Linked DNA regions of Homo sapiens: regions 1, 2, 3 and 4 are each linked to region 5. Evidence: chromatin contacts called from ENCODE Hi-C or POLR2A ChIA-PET data. All regions are on one chromosome and are shown on one strand. Each heading gives the region's core, a stretch centred on a gene start or an enhancer-like site at or near the end of the contact. The rest is flanking DNA. Distances are from core to core; before and after follow the strand shown.

Region 1 (2,700 bases), core at 34-2,533, 950 kb after region 5:
CAGGGTGGGAATCCATTTTGGTAGACAGAATAATGGGCTCCCAAAGATACCTATGACTGAGTCCCCAGAATCTATGAATATGTTATCTTTTATGGCAAGAGTAACTTTGCTGATGTGACTAAATTATGGATCCTGAGATGGGAAGAGTACCTTGGATTATTTAGGTGGATCCAATGTAATCACAAGGGTCCTTATAAGAGAAACAAGAAAGTCAGAGTCAGTAATATGAGAAGTGATGTCAGAAGCAAGAAGTTGAGTGATAGAAGCAAGGGTACCTGAGTCAAGGAATGAATGCAGATGGTCTCTAGAAGCCGAAAAGGCAAGAGAGATTGATTCTGCCATGAAGCCAATAGAAGGAATGCAGCCCTGACAACATCATGATTTGAAACTTCTCACCTCCAGAGCCGTGAGAGAATAATTGTGTGTTGTGTTGTTTTGAGCCACTAAGTTTGTGATAATTTGTTACAGGAGCCACAGGAAATTAATAGACGCAAGCAGCCTAACCCCAGAGCCTTTATTCCTAATTATTCAATTATATTATCTTTCCAGTGTTAGATGTTAATATTTCTAGAAAATACTCCATAAAAGGAGTTTCACATTGGTTTCAAGGTCTCTCTTGTTTAGCCCCATAGTGGCTGGTGTATGTAGGAATTTATTACTATATTACATTGCTTGTGATGTACACAGATCTGATATTCATCTCATACACGCTAGTGAGACAGTAGCCATTGTTAAAATGTTGAACCTTTTTTTCAGTTGATAAATTGTCCCATAGATCCTTTCTGCTATTCTGGACACCTTGGTCCCTTCCTTGGGACCCCCCAGAACTTCCCATAGTCAAGCTCCTAAAGGGTTAAAGCTGTACAGGGAAAGGGTCCTCCCCAACTCAGCCCCAACTCCAAAGCCTGAGTCCACGCTAATGGTCAGTGGCCACGCCAAAGCAGATATTTAATATTTTGAACAAAACCCTAGGATACATACATGCTGACTGATAATTCAGGATGCCCTAGAATTTTTACTTATGACTAGAGTTTAACAATATTTTTATTATCAATGAAAGGAAATAAGCCTTTTTAGCAAAATAACTTTCTACAGAGCGCAACAGTTAAACTCTCAGAAGCCCAGATCTTGGCCTCTAAACTCCCCACTTGAATCATGATGTCCTCAACTGAAAAGCGGCCACTCCCAACAAGCCATATCAGTGAATTCCTCAAAGGTTTGACTTCATTATGTGTCTCTTTTTCAAGTGAAACTATGTGGGCATCACACCCCTTATTTTGTCTTCTTAACTAGGACAAGAGAACTTTAAAATCAGATAAGTACACTGTGTATAAAGTATTATGAAATGTCATTAACAACTTTTTCCTCTGACATCTCTGGCTTCATTGAAAAGGAATTTCACGTCCACTCATGCCTCATATTCTTAGTCTCCCTGAATAATATAACTGGGTGAATCACTGTTTTCCTCAGAAGATGCATGCCGGGCTATAGCCTGAAACTCTGTTCAACTGATGATAATCCTAAGCTGTGAAAAGAATCCTTTCAGGAAAAACTATTAAGGGATTATGTCACTATCCCTTACTCTCTGAAATATGTTATGGTGTGCTGGTAAATAGGATGGAGTACCAGGCTTTGGAGTTATACCAACTTCAGACCATCCCTTGCTTCCCTACTACCAACAGTGTGACCTTCACAAGTTAGCTGACTTCTAAAATCTGTTACTAGAAAATGAAGTAATCATTTTCTTCTTGCACTTTGGTCAAGAGAACTAAATGAAATAATGTATTAACATGCCTACCATAACACAAGTGACCTACAGGCTATCAATCCGTTAGTTCACTTCCCAGGGTGTTCATGTGAGACATAAGTGAGAGGCCTAGGTGCTAGCCCAGTACTTTCCAAATTGCTAAATGATGTTTTTAAACGATAAAGTATCAAACCCATCTCTCCTTGATAACTAAGCTTGCTTTGCTTTATAGTACCAAGCAAAAGGAGGAAAACCCATGCATAGGACAAAGGACTTGTAAAAATGTTTTTTGAACCCAAACTAAGTGCAAGCATGTTTTGCTTGTAAGAAGAGGAGAACTATGCAATGGAGAACTCCAGGCAGAGATCAAGTCAAGTATAATTAAAATCTCCCAAAAGCTGCATACAGTGGTCATCCTGAAGGTGGAGACCACCATCCTTCTTTGCCTACTAATCAACCTTCTGCTTTTCCATCAACGATTTTTTCTATTTTCCATAAATTCTAGAAAAGGAATTCAGAGGCCCAAAGTTGCCACTTTTGCCACTTCCAAGTAAGACTTTTAGAAGGGTGATCATAGCTCTGGGATTCTGTTTCTTTCTTTCTCCAGGCACACTACAGGGATAAGATGAAAGAACAGCCGCTTTGCAAAAAGATGGGGAACTGGAACAAGCCATGACCCCCAAAATAGACATGAAGATACAGAGACTGTATTTTTCTACCCAATAGCCCAAAGGAGAAACTCTTCAATTAATAACACTTTTGATACAAAGCCAGACTGCCCAAGATGACTGCCTAAAAATACACAAAAATCTAGGAAAAACAAGCTCTCCATCCTGGAGGGAATGTCAATGGAAAATAGTTGCTAGGCTTTTCCAGTTACCAGTAATAAAAGAAAAATAGGCTCCCCATTATGAATCCAGTGCTGGAGGGCTCGTCAGCTGGTTCTGAGCCAG
Region 2 (2,700 bases), core at 61-2,560, 650 kb after region 5:
TAAATTCTTGTAATATTTTATGCTATCCTCTATAGACTGACATAATCTACTTGCTTACATGTTCCTTTTTTCTGGAAGGCCTTCTGTCATTCCATAAACTGGTACAAATATCTTGTCTGGGTGCATTTCTTTCTTCTTGAACCTTCCGCACCGTAACATCCTTTACATTTTATTGTCATTTAACCTTTTGATCTTTGAGATAGACAAGGGAAGGGACCGTGTCTTGAGCACATATTTCTTTATTCTTAGCATCTAATACATTACATAAAATGTTAAAGCCACTGAAATGTTTTTATTTAATTAATCGTTTATTTACTTAATTTAGTATTATTTCTTGAATGCTGACTGACTGAATGAATGATTGAAAAATGAAGAAAAGCCAGGTATGGTGGCACTCATCTATACTTCCAGCTACTCAGAAGGCTGAGACAAGAGGATAGCTTGTAGTCAGGAGCAGGAGGCTACAATGAGCTCCGATGGAGCCTATTAATAGCCACTGCACTCCAGCTTGGGTAACATAGCAAGGCCCTGTCTCTAAAAAGATAAACAAATAAAAATTTAGAAAATAAATAAAGAAGATTAAGAGAGTGTAGAGTTGTCATTCAGCCTGCTTTAAAGTTTCCAGACTAGCTTTGGAATTTAGAGGAAAGAAATGAAAACCTCTGGATGGCTTATTGATTCTCTGCAACAGTTTGGTGGTGAATCCAAGATTTTTATTGCCATTTAGTGGATAAGAACACTGAGGTCAACATCATACTGTGGGTCAGTAGAAGAGATGACATTTCAACTTGCATCTCTCTGGCTTGAGCCCCTGTTCTTTCCTCTCATGAGACCTCATTGCCTCCCTTCTGGTGAGTGAAGGAGTATGATACCCTTTCTACTTGTGTAGTTCTTTAGGGTGTCCCAGGCATGTCACAGCCAGAACCTCACTGGTGCTGGCATGGCAGCTATCACTGGGAGGATGCACTGAGCCCCTGCTTTGTGACAGAGCCAGCTGCCCAAGGCACAGCCAACAGCTTCTAATCAAAGGGAATTCTGAAGAAAAAAAAAAACCTTCAGCAATCTTCTGGGGATTCTTCCTATCAAAGTCCCTGGCAATAAATAATACATGAAAAGAGATCCGCTCATGCGAAGGTGGACTTCAAAGCGGGTGGGGTAACAGTGCTCAAACCCACCACTTGGCGTCTGTGCTGTCTGCTCATTCCAGAAGTTAATTCACAGAGAATAGCATGAGGGAATGCCTGCCTCCCTGCAGCTGATTCATGGGAACTCCGAGCCTGCATTAACAGGAGGGAAGGGCAGCTTGCTAGTCTTTCAAGAGCATTTTCCCAGCCCCAAGCCTTAGAGCTAGGCCTTGGACTGCTGCTGTGACATGTGTTCTGAGCTAGTCCCAAACAAGCACAAACACAATAGCCTCCACTGATCAATGCAGCAGGGCTGAAGGATGGAATCCAAAGCATGAACCCTGAGAACAGAAAGTCCCAGCACTCGCTCTGTGCAAGTTGCCATGAACTCCAGCCATGCATCCTGTGGCCAAGGATGGGTGGCCCCCGAGCAGGAAACTCTTTGGCAGCCTCCACTGCGTGCTTTGCCTGCTGACAAGAGCACACCCTGGCCTTGGTTATTGCCCTTATAAAACAGCTCAAGGAGGATGTGAGCCAAACGTTTTAAATGTGCCTGGAAGAAAAATGTTAACTATGAATCCACGCGGTAGAACAGTACAGTACAACTGCAACAACACGCAGCACTGCTCTCAGAGAAGGGGCCAAGGAGGAAACTGCAACTGTTGCCCAGGTTTCCTGTGGCTTTTCCTTTTCCTCTCTCTGGGGCCAGGGCTGCTCTGAAACCCACTTTGCAACAGAATCTGAGAAATGGGTGCTTTTGTGGCTGTAATTAGAGTCATAGAATTTACAGAATTTTCCCTATTAGGGGAGACTTTAATCCTCCAGTTTGCATGTAAATAGAGACAGAAATTGAAGCTTATAGAGGTCATCATCAAGGTCTATCCTTTCTTACTGAAATTCATTTTGCCTGTTTCCAATCCACATTTTGCAAAAGAAAGTTAATGCATGTAGGATGTCTTTCATAATCGGTACCTATTATCTATCAGGTAATGTCTTAGGTATTTTTCCCATAGCTTATTGAATCTCCAGTACAGCCTTAGAAAGAAATATTATTACCTATATATTAAACAGAAAGAAATAAAAATTGTAGGTGTGTATGTTCCAATACCGGCAAGTACTGGAACAAGCATTAGATCCCTAGTGTCCCTGACCCCAGAACCTCTGTTCTTTTCATTGTGCTAAAATGCCACTCAAGTGTCATTTAAGAGACACATAAGTGTCACTTACACATAAGTGTCTCATATCTCTGGGCTACTGATATCCATTTTTTCTCTAATAACTCTAATAAAGATATTCAATGGAGGTAATCAGAATGATCTTTGAGTACTTCCATCAGGATAAAACCTATTTTGTCCTACCTCATGTTGAAATACCAGAAGCACCGTAGGAAAAAGGACAAGAATGCCCACCAGTGGCATTAACATTTTTTTTTTTTACACTTCAGCCAATAAAATAGAGCAAAACTTAGAAAACTAAAGCAAGAATCCTGCTTTATTTGATAATTGATTGTATAGTGTAAAACTAAGAAAAAATAGCTGTAAAAACTCATAGAACTACTAAGAGAGCTCAGTAAATT
Region 3 (2,700 bases), core at 42-2,541, 540 kb after region 5:
AACCTTCAATGAATTTTTAATTTTATTTAATTCTAGTTAATTTAAATAGCCTCATGTGGGTAGTAGCTACCATATTGACCAGTGCAGGTCTGGAGTCCCACGTCCTTAGCCTGACAATAAGACCTTTCCTAGCCTGGGCATTACTTCTCATCCAGTCTAGAGTTTTCTAATCATGCTGCATTCACCTGCATCTGCTTTCAGTTTCTTGATCCAGCTGAGATACTTTGTCTTTCCATGCTTTTGTGCAGCCATGGGACCAGGACAAGACAAAAGTGGCACCTGAGGCATACAATGTAATGATGTGCTCCCTCTCAGGGTGGTGCACTGTAAAGTCTAGAAAGCTTTTCAATGCTTTCCCTTCTCCATTAGTCCCTGCTCACCTTTCAAGTACCAGCTCAAATGCCTCCTCCATCAGGAAGCCTTCCCCTAGCACCTTCAGGCAGAACTAAGATGCCCTTCCTTCAATGTCACCACTCTTTTTACAAAGTTTCCTTTACCTGTTTCACCATCCTCCTACACCAGGTCAGTGCTTTAAGACCAGGAGCCATCTGTCATTTATTTCTATATCCTCAATACTGTCTTGGCTAGAAAAGGTGCTCATTTGGCACCTTTGAAAATGATTGAATTGAGTTTTTGAATTCATCTGGCCTGGCCCACAATGACAGCCCCACATTTCTCAAATGTGTTTTAATCTGGGGTTAAAGTCAGGACATATGATGTCAGCCAACAGAAGGGAGGGGAGAAGTTATCATTTTCATGACGTTAAGTCTAACTTCTAAGTCCAGCTAGACTTTTCCCATGAAAGGTGCCCTGACCACCACCACATATTCCTCCACCTTCTACCCTCTGCCCCCATCCCTCCTCTTCCCCACCCACAATATGGTCTTGCTCTGTTGGGCTTCGCCAGAGTTTGGAGTCTGTTTCATCACCACCCATCCACTCCTACCTCCAGGAGATAATTGGTTGCTGCTGGTCTTGGCAGCAACCTTGAGGCTACACTTGTATTTCTATCAGCACTAATTAGTGACTAAATAAACAGCAAGAGAGCCTCAGGATAGGCCCACATGCAGGACTTTCAGACTGGGTGGAAAATGTCAAGACATAATGAAACTCCTTCTCTGAATCACATCTGGAGAATGAAAAGCTGGGGAAAGCCAAATCCTGAAACACATGAGAAAAATAGGAGAAGGGAGTACAGTTCTCCTTGGAGTTTCTTGCGTCTTTGTAACATGCTCAGGAGGAGGAAAATTCACATGGCTGGGGAGAGCCAGGAGGCTGCCTTGCCAAACATCTCCTTGCTCTGAGTTTTGCTGTGTGGGAGGTGCTGCGTGAACCTGTCATGTTGATGAAAGTTTCATGTCTGTGGAATGTTCGGAAGAGGTAAAAGCATTGAAGATTGCTCTAAAATGTGTAACACCTAATATGGGACAGGAAGTCACAGCTGTGTGGGCTGCATGGGGTCAGGGCTCATCTCAAACACACTCACTCATAATCAGAGGAGCTGCATCCCAGAGAAGGGAGGTGACTTTGCTGAGTGCATGGAAAGCTTTTGGAGCAAGAAAGTCTAGGTCTCGAATCCAGGCTCCCTGACTCCCAGGCCAGAGCAATTTCTGCTGTAGCTCAACAATAGAGGGAATAAGGTTTGGGAAACAGACGCTGACATTTTTTCCTTAATAATGTCCCATTCCACCCTTCAAAATGCCCCCAGCAGAGAGGATGGAGGACTGAGAAGCTGGCTCTCGGCTCTGGGGCTGTCACATCTCAGTAGGGGTAGACTGACAAGCTCAGAAGTAGGGGCAGATGACCTTGCATTAAGTCAGGTTCTTTAACTTGTTTGCTTGTGACTGTGGACACATCCTTTAGCTTTCTGGGCTTCACTTTCTTATCTGTGAAATGGGCCTTGTAAACCTGAACTCTTAGGTCATTTGTGGAAATTAAATGAGATAATGGATAGAAAGTAGCTAATTTAACAGCTCTATTTATGAGAGCAGCTATCCTGTGCCAACTTTGAAGCTACAGAGCTGCCAGCCTGGTGCCCAGGAGGCTGTGAACATCTATCATGGCTGGCTGGTAGGGGCAAGTTGGGGTAGAGATGCCAGTGAAAGTGGCCCCATTGGCTGCAGACACTAAATCCAAGGAGTTGCCCTCACTCCCCATGCACCCAGCAGCAGCCCCATTGCAGGCTGGGCTGAGTTCTGTCTGACTCTGCAGCAAACACCCTTCCCCTCTTCACTTCCCAAGACATCTGGAGCAGCTGACTCAAGCACCAATGAGATAATGTTTTTATTTGTTCTGTTTGTTTTTTGTTTATAAACCTGGGCTCCTGGGAGAAGCCAGATTCAAAAGTAGGTCTGAGATGTGAAGGTCAGCCTTGAGACTGACCACAGGGCCGAGGCCCAGCTGGGGAAAACACCAGGCCACCACACCTAATGGCCAGGCCAACTGCCTGTTGTTGCACTGTTACAGTTCTTCTCCTAGGTGCCCAGCCCTGGGCAGGAGGTGGGGGAGGCAGAGGCACAGCCTTCTAGGACCCAGTCTTGGAGACCCTCCAGGGTGCTCTGAAAAAGCAAGAGACTATGATAGAATGCAATATGATCGAGCTGTGACAGCAAAAGCTTGTGGGCTTATTTGAGGATTAAATGAGTTGTAGCAAGTCTTCAAGAATAGCTAACAATTACTCTAATAAAAAGGGAAGCACAG
Region 4 (2,700 bases), core at 197-2,696, 570 kb after region 5:
TAGTCAATATGACACACTTCTGCAATCTTTTGAATCCATGGAATTTTCATATTAGAAATTACAGCCCTCATGTTACAAATGAGCAAACAGGCCCAGAGAGGGAATATGATTTACTTAAGATTGCACAGCAAATTAGAGGTAAAGCTGGACCTGGGTTCCCTGACTCATCTTTCCGTGTTCTTTCAAATAAATTACAGTATATAATAGAAGATCATGTGAAGGAAGATTCTTCCTGCTTCTGACTCAGAGAGACAGGAAGTATCATTTCCTTCTGGGTTCTTCCACTGGAAGCACATTGCATTTCCTTCTATAGCAAACACTTTCACTAGTTTTAAAGGCATTCTTTTTTGATAAAAAAACCTCTTAATCCAGCACTTATGTAAAACTGCTTTCTTTAATTCTTCCAGTAACCCAGTAGGTTATTAGTAATCCCATTTTGCAGATGAGGAAACGGAGTCTCTGAAAGCTGAAATGACTGACCCAAGGTCACATCTAGGAGGCAGCAAAGGTGGAGCCCACCTTCGAAGGCATTGTGCCACTATGTCTTTCCACCACACCGAAACCGTATATGCTACTTTCTCTTTTACCCTCTGGCAGAATTTAGATGTCTGCATTAGAAAGGAGCTAATTAAAGAAAGCAGCTGAAACAGTGAAATCCATCTTTATGAATCAACCTAATAAGTAGAATTAAAATCGCAAATTAGACTTAGAGGATAACCTGATTTTTAAATTTTGTTACAAGATTGCAAAAAAAAAAAAAAAAAGATAATGTTTTCCATTTACACAATGACTTTTATCCAAAGCAGTTTCACAGATGTGATAGAGATGAATCATAGGTAGGATTTATGAGTGAGTCTAACATTTAGCAATGTGAGATGCCCTAGTAGAGACAGTGTCTGTGTAATAACAGGAGCACTGAAATCAGAACTGCTTTTATCAGAGATGCTTGGCAGATTAGATTCATTATTATTGTAAATATAAGAAAGTATAAAAAAATGAATAAAACTCGCCCAAGCCTAGATAGCTAGAAGCAATTATTCATGTTATTGTTGTATGTTTCTTCCTTCTCCCTGAACACTGCCTTTTAAAAACTTTGGCTGGGATTAGACTGTATGTGAATTTGCACTTGATGTTATTAGTATTACTTACTATGATATATAACATGCTTCAGAAAGATAATATTTAATGGATGAATCACATTCCATTACTGAAAATAAAAAATATATATTAAAGAAACACCCCCAAATGGGAGAAAAACAATGACAAAAACCAAATGCAGAAAAAAAAATAGTGAGGTGAGTTGCAGGCTTTAAAGCAAAAGATAAAGTCTTTACGAGAGAAGACAGAATAGACTCTTGTTTCAATGATACTCTGGCCTCCCTAGTTCTTGTTAACATTCCTGAGGCAACATTTTGGTTGACTCTTTCAAACTGGCTGTGTGTGCTTGTGCAGGGATTGGCCAGCCTTTTCTGTAAAGTGCCAGAGAGTGAATCATTTCGGTTTGAGGCAATACAGGCTGTGTAGCAACTACCCAACTTTGCCATTGTAGCCTGAAAGCGGCTATAGACAGTATATCAACCAGTGAGTATGGCTGTGTTCCTACAAAACTTTATTGACAAAAACAGACAGTGGATGGAATTTGGCTCTCCCAGGGGTATTCGTATATCAGTCTTTGCCTGGGCCTGGCTCTATGCTAAACTGTGTATAGATACAGAAAAGAAGGAAGTGTTTTGTCTCTGCCCTCAAGTAACTGGGAGAGATGAGAGAAGGCATCATTGCAATGTAGCATATGAAAAGCAATAAATAAGATGCACACCAAGTGCTGTGAGATCAAAGAGAAGGAAGCAAGCCGATCTCCTCTGGGCAATAAGGAAGTCCTCACAAATGAAGGGATCTAGCCTGAGTTGCAGAAACTGAGTAGGCATTTATCTACATGCGCCTGTTCAGTTGACTGTGTATTGGATTTCTTCTCCTATAAGGTTTGGGGGTGCCTCCATGAAAATTCCCAAGTCCTGGGCTTCGCCCAGACCAGTAAAATTTCCTAAGAAACTGGTGGGCACTTTCCAGAGCAAACTTTACTAAACCATTGCCCTGGATGATTTTTTATCCTTGTTTGATCAAGGTATGAAAACAGCAAAGCCGGTGCGTCTTTGAAGTCCTTCTGTGTTGTGTTTATTTGGTGTGTGTATACATGTTATACAAGGTACTAAGGATGAAATCACAGGGTGTTGTTACAAATTCCACCCCCAGCTATGGGGCAACTGCATTGTGGCATCCAGTCAATGCCATAATGAGTGCCTACTGTGTGCAAAAGGTGGTTTTCTGTCCAAAATAATGATCGATCCTCCGTTTCCAACACCACCCCACCAGCAGCAGCAGGACAATTGTCAAAGGGACAAAGGGTCCCGAAATGTTTGCTTCAGAGGGAGCAAAGAGAATGAGGAAGTGGAAAGAAGAGGTATTTGTTTTGGGGTGTGTTAACTGTTTCTCTTTTAGCAGGAATTTAGCTGAGGTGAGGGTTAATGATTCCATTTCTATTCTTGTTAAGAGTAACCAAGCTCTCCAGAGATTCTTGAAACAACTGTGCTATCTAAATACACAGTATTTTTCACATACTTTCACGTTAATCCCCCAGCTCTGTCTAAATCAGCTGCTAAGAAAAACTTAAAACAATTCCAACAGATTTCCTTTAGAGAGTGG
Region 5 (2,700 bases), core at 62-2,561:
GTCTGTATTGCGGGTGTTATGTCCTGTCTGCCCAATTGCGTGTGAGCGAGCGCCGCGGCTGGTCCCTCCCCCTCCAGGTCCCGTGGACGTCCCCGGAATTGGCACACCGAGGCTCTCTCGGTGCGCTCTCGCCACGGGGCCGCCTACGCGCTAAACTCACTCTGGCCCAGCCAGTGTCTGGGGACGCGGCCACCTCCCGCCCGGTGGCCCGAGAGCGCCCGCCCTACCGACAGCGCGCCCGGGGACTGGTGAAGACCCGGCTTGCGCCCCAGGCGGCTCCGCAGTGCTCGCACCACGGGCATACACAGCTGAGCCAAGGACACGGAAGCTATCCCGGGAAGGTTGCGGAGTCCGCGCGGTGGCCGCTCCTTACCCTCGTTCAGTGGCTCTTGGTGACCCCAAGGCTCCGCCCGCCCCCACCACACCCACGAAAACCCACCGGGCGTTCCCGGCGGCCCGGAGCGATACTCACGTTATTCGGGGCACCTGCTTGACGCAGTGTCTTCTCCCTTCCCGCCGGGCCAGACGCGAACGTGGAGAAAGATGGGAGCAGCGCGTCGCTGACAGCCATGTCAGACTCGCCAGGTGGCTGCCTGCGAGCAAGGCAGGGAGCGGAGACAGGAGAGTCAGGGGCGGCTTTCGGCCGTCGTTCCGGCGCGTCCCACCGGTCCTCACCCCTCCCTGCTCCCAGCGCCGCGCGCCTCACCTACCTCATTAATGTGGGGGCCCAGAAGGTCCTCGGCAGCCCGAAGCAGCTGGGGCACCTGAACCCCAAAGTCAACGAAGAGAAGAAACGAAGCCAAAACCCAAAACCCCAAATTGGCCGAGATCCTTCTTCTTTGGATTAAATATAACTTGGAAGCGTCTTTTTTAAAAAGTTCCTTTGTATACAAAAGTTCTTAGAAAAGTTGTAAACGCAAAAATAGACAATCAGCAAGGCGAGTAAGTAGGTCCGGTGGCCGGGCTGCGCTCTCTTCCACTCAGCAGCGTCCCCCACCACTGTCGCGGTCGCCTCGAGTGCTGCCGTGGGCGCAGGGGCTGTGGCCGGGGCGGTGGGCGGGCGGTGCCGCCAGGTGAGACTGGCTGCCGTGGCGCGGAGCTGCGAACTGGTCGGCGGCGCAAGGCGCGGACTCCGGTGAGTTGTGTGGAGCGCGCGCGGCCATGGGCGCGGGCCACGGGCGGGTGGGAGGGTGGGGGGCCAGAGGGGCGGGGGAGGGTCACTCGGCGGCTCCCGGTGCCGCCGCCGCCCGCCACCGCCTCTGCTCCCCGCGCGCCCGCAGACACGTTCGTTCTCTCTGGTCGGGAAACTGCCGGCCGCCGGCGCGCGTTCCTTACTTATAACTTCCTTCGCTACAGCCTTTTCCTCCGCCTTCTCCCATGCCCCGCCCCTCCCTTTCTTCTCTCCGCCCCCCCCGAGGCTCCCTTCCATCGTTGCTATGGCAGCTAAATCAACAAACTCGGCGCACGTGGGGGCGGGGGAGGGGAAGGAGGGGCGCGGGCGGGGCTGGGCCGGGCCGTGACGCCAGCCAGGCAGCTGGCGGGCTGGAGCCGAGCTGACGCCGGCGGCAGTGGTGTCGGCGGCGGCGGCGGCGTCCGCCCCAGCGCGGGGCGCGAGGAACCGGGCGCAGGTTCGGTCGCTGCGCGACCAGGGCCGTACTCACCGCCATTGTCGGCTCCCTGGGTTCGAAGCCCGCGAAGACTGGTGGGGTCAGCGGGCGGCACGGTCACGCGTCCGCACCCCTGCTAGCATACGCGCTTGCCGCGCTGTCTGCGCGCTGGAGAAGAGCGCGATTATCCGCGTGACTCATCCAGCCCTCCATCTCCCCCTCCCTCTCTGCGCTCGCAGGAGTCCGCTCTCGTCGCTCAGCGCCAGTGCCGGTGGCGGTGCCGGCGCTCGGCCTGACCTCGCACGGTTCCTCGCGGGCCCTTCTGCTGAGGGGTGGGGGGCGCTAGGGGTGTGGAGAGGAGGCAGTGCCCAGCACTGTGCAGCGTGAACTGGGAGCCTCAAGAGAAGGCCAGAGGAGTGTTCCGCCGGGAACAGGCGGAAAGAGGCACGAATGGGGAGTTATGGTTTTGATACTTTAAATAGCGAGAAAGGGAGTGAAAGGGCTCAAGATTTACTCAGAGGCATAAGGGAGAGAAGAGGGACTGTGAGGCGCGGAGACAGTTTTCAACCAGCCATCTCGAAGCCCTTTCCTTTTTTTTTCTTTCTTTTTTTTTTTTTTGTGAGACAGAGTCTCGCTGTGTCGCCCAAGCTGGAATGCAGTGGCACGATCTCAGCTCAGTGCAACCTCCGCCTCCTGCGTCCAAGCGATTCTCCTGCGTCAGCCTCCCGAGTAGCGGGGATTACAGGCGTGCGCCACGACGCCGGCTAATTTTTGTATTTTTCGTGGAGACGGGGTTTCACCATGTTGGCCAGGCAGGTCTCGAACACCTGACCTCAAGTGATCAGCCTGCCTCGGCCTCCCGAAGTGCTGGGATTACAGGCGTGAGCCACTGCCTGTAATATTTGATGACTAAATTGCACTGTAGAATAATAATAATAATAGAAGACACCCATTAAAGAAGAATTAAACACTCACTGATGACTTTTCAAGCCACGCACTCTCCTTTCCACTTTATGGATGAGAAATTGAGTCATAAAGAGGTGAAATGGCCAGTAAAGGTCAAAGGACAACTCGTTCCTTCGGCTCAGGCTCC

Evidence for each region. A loop is a pair of places that touch in the nucleus more often than their neighbours do. ChIA-PET counts read pairs that join two places held with the same protein, here RNA polymerase II (POLR2A). Pooled maps may share reads with other maps.
Region 1: a loop to region 5 is called in a map of PC-9, with 18 times the contacts of the local background. The contact joins the enhancer-like site here to the promoter of KLF4 in region 5. A Hi-C loop is called at or near these places in 17 of 168 maps with a recorded cell type or tissue (GM12878, HCT116, IMR-90 and 13 more) and 20 of 50 pooled maps. POLR2A ChIA-PET finds 5 or more read pairs at or near these places in 4 of 52 experiments (AG04450, BJ, HepG2 and 1 more).
Region 2: a map of ovary shows a loop between it and region 5 (13-fold over the local background). The contact joins the enhancer-like site here to the promoter of KLF4 in region 5. A Hi-C loop is called at or near these places in 29 of 168 maps with a recorded cell type or tissue (PC-3, Right ventricle myocardium inferior, aorta and 15 more) and 26 of 50 pooled maps. POLR2A ChIA-PET finds 5 or more read pairs at or near these places in 3 of 52 experiments (Caco-2, HCT116 and HepG2).
Region 3: a loop to region 5 is called in a pooled map, with 2.3 times the contacts of the local background. The contact joins the enhancer-like site here to the promoter of KLF4 in region 5. A Hi-C loop is called at or near these places in 6 of 168 maps with a recorded cell type or tissue (IMR-90, MCF 10A, PC-3 and 3 more) and 4 of 50 pooled maps. POLR2A ChIA-PET finds 5 or more read pairs at or near these places in 1 of 52 experiments (MCF 10A).
Region 4: a map of mammary epithelial cell shows a loop between it and region 5 (12-fold over the local background). The contact joins the enhancer-like site here to the promoter of KLF4 in region 5. A Hi-C loop is called at or near these places in 25 of 168 maps with a recorded cell type or tissue (CD14-positive monocyte, Calu3, HCT116 and 19 more) and 26 of 50 pooled maps. POLR2A ChIA-PET finds 5 or more read pairs at or near these places in 3 of 52 experiments (A549, MCF 10A and RWPE1).

The regions. Positions count from the first base shown.
Region 1 is chr9:108,438,793-108,441,492 of GRCh38, forward strand. The region is part of intron 1 of LOC105376214 (a long non-coding RNA gene); the gene reads right to left. Among named protein-coding and RNA genes, the nearest start is that of ACTL7B, 420 kb to the right of the region's middle. Within about 2 kb of position 1,284, at least 4 of the 41 ENCODE cell types and tissues checked have a DNase peak (open chromatin) inside an H3K27ac peak, as active enhancers do; they include PC-9 and ascending aorta, where a contact is called at or near this core.
Region 2 is chr9:108,141,366-108,144,065 of GRCh38, forward strand. All of the region lies in intron 4 of LOC105376214 (a long non-coding RNA gene), which reads right to left. Among named protein-coding and RNA genes, the nearest start is that of KLF4, 650 kb to the left of the region's middle. Within about 2 kb of position 1,311, at least 20 of the 41 ENCODE cell types and tissues checked have a DNase peak (open chromatin) inside an H3K27ac peak, as active enhancers do; they include ascending aorta, endothelial cell of umbilical vein, gastrocnemius medialis and 6 more, where a contact is called at or near this core.
Region 3 is chr9:108,033,425-108,036,124 of GRCh38, forward strand. No RefSeq gene overlaps it. Among named protein-coding and RNA genes, the nearest start is that of KLF4, 550 kb to the left of the region's middle. Within about 2 kb of position 1,292, at least 7 of the 41 ENCODE cell types and tissues checked have a DNase peak (open chromatin) inside an H3K27ac peak, as active enhancers do; they include IMR-90, where a contact is called at or near this core.
Region 4 is chr9:108,056,090-108,058,789 of GRCh38, forward strand. All of the region lies in intron 4 of LOC105376214 (a long non-coding RNA gene), which reads right to left. Among named protein-coding and RNA genes, the nearest start is that of KLF4, 570 kb to the left of the region's middle. Within about 2 kb of position 1,447, at least 13 of the 41 ENCODE cell types and tissues checked have a DNase peak (open chromatin) inside an H3K27ac peak, as active enhancers do; they include CD14-positive monocyte, HCT116, PC-3 and 8 more, where a contact is called at or near this core.
Region 5 is chr9:107,488,458-107,491,157 of GRCh38, forward strand. KLF4 (KLF transcription factor 4) reads right to left here and starts at 1,312. Exons shown (of 5, transcript NM_004235.6): 1 at 711-1,312; 2 at 473-593. The coding sequence starts at 715. RefSeq lists silencers at 124-173, 825-1,024, 1,384-1,593.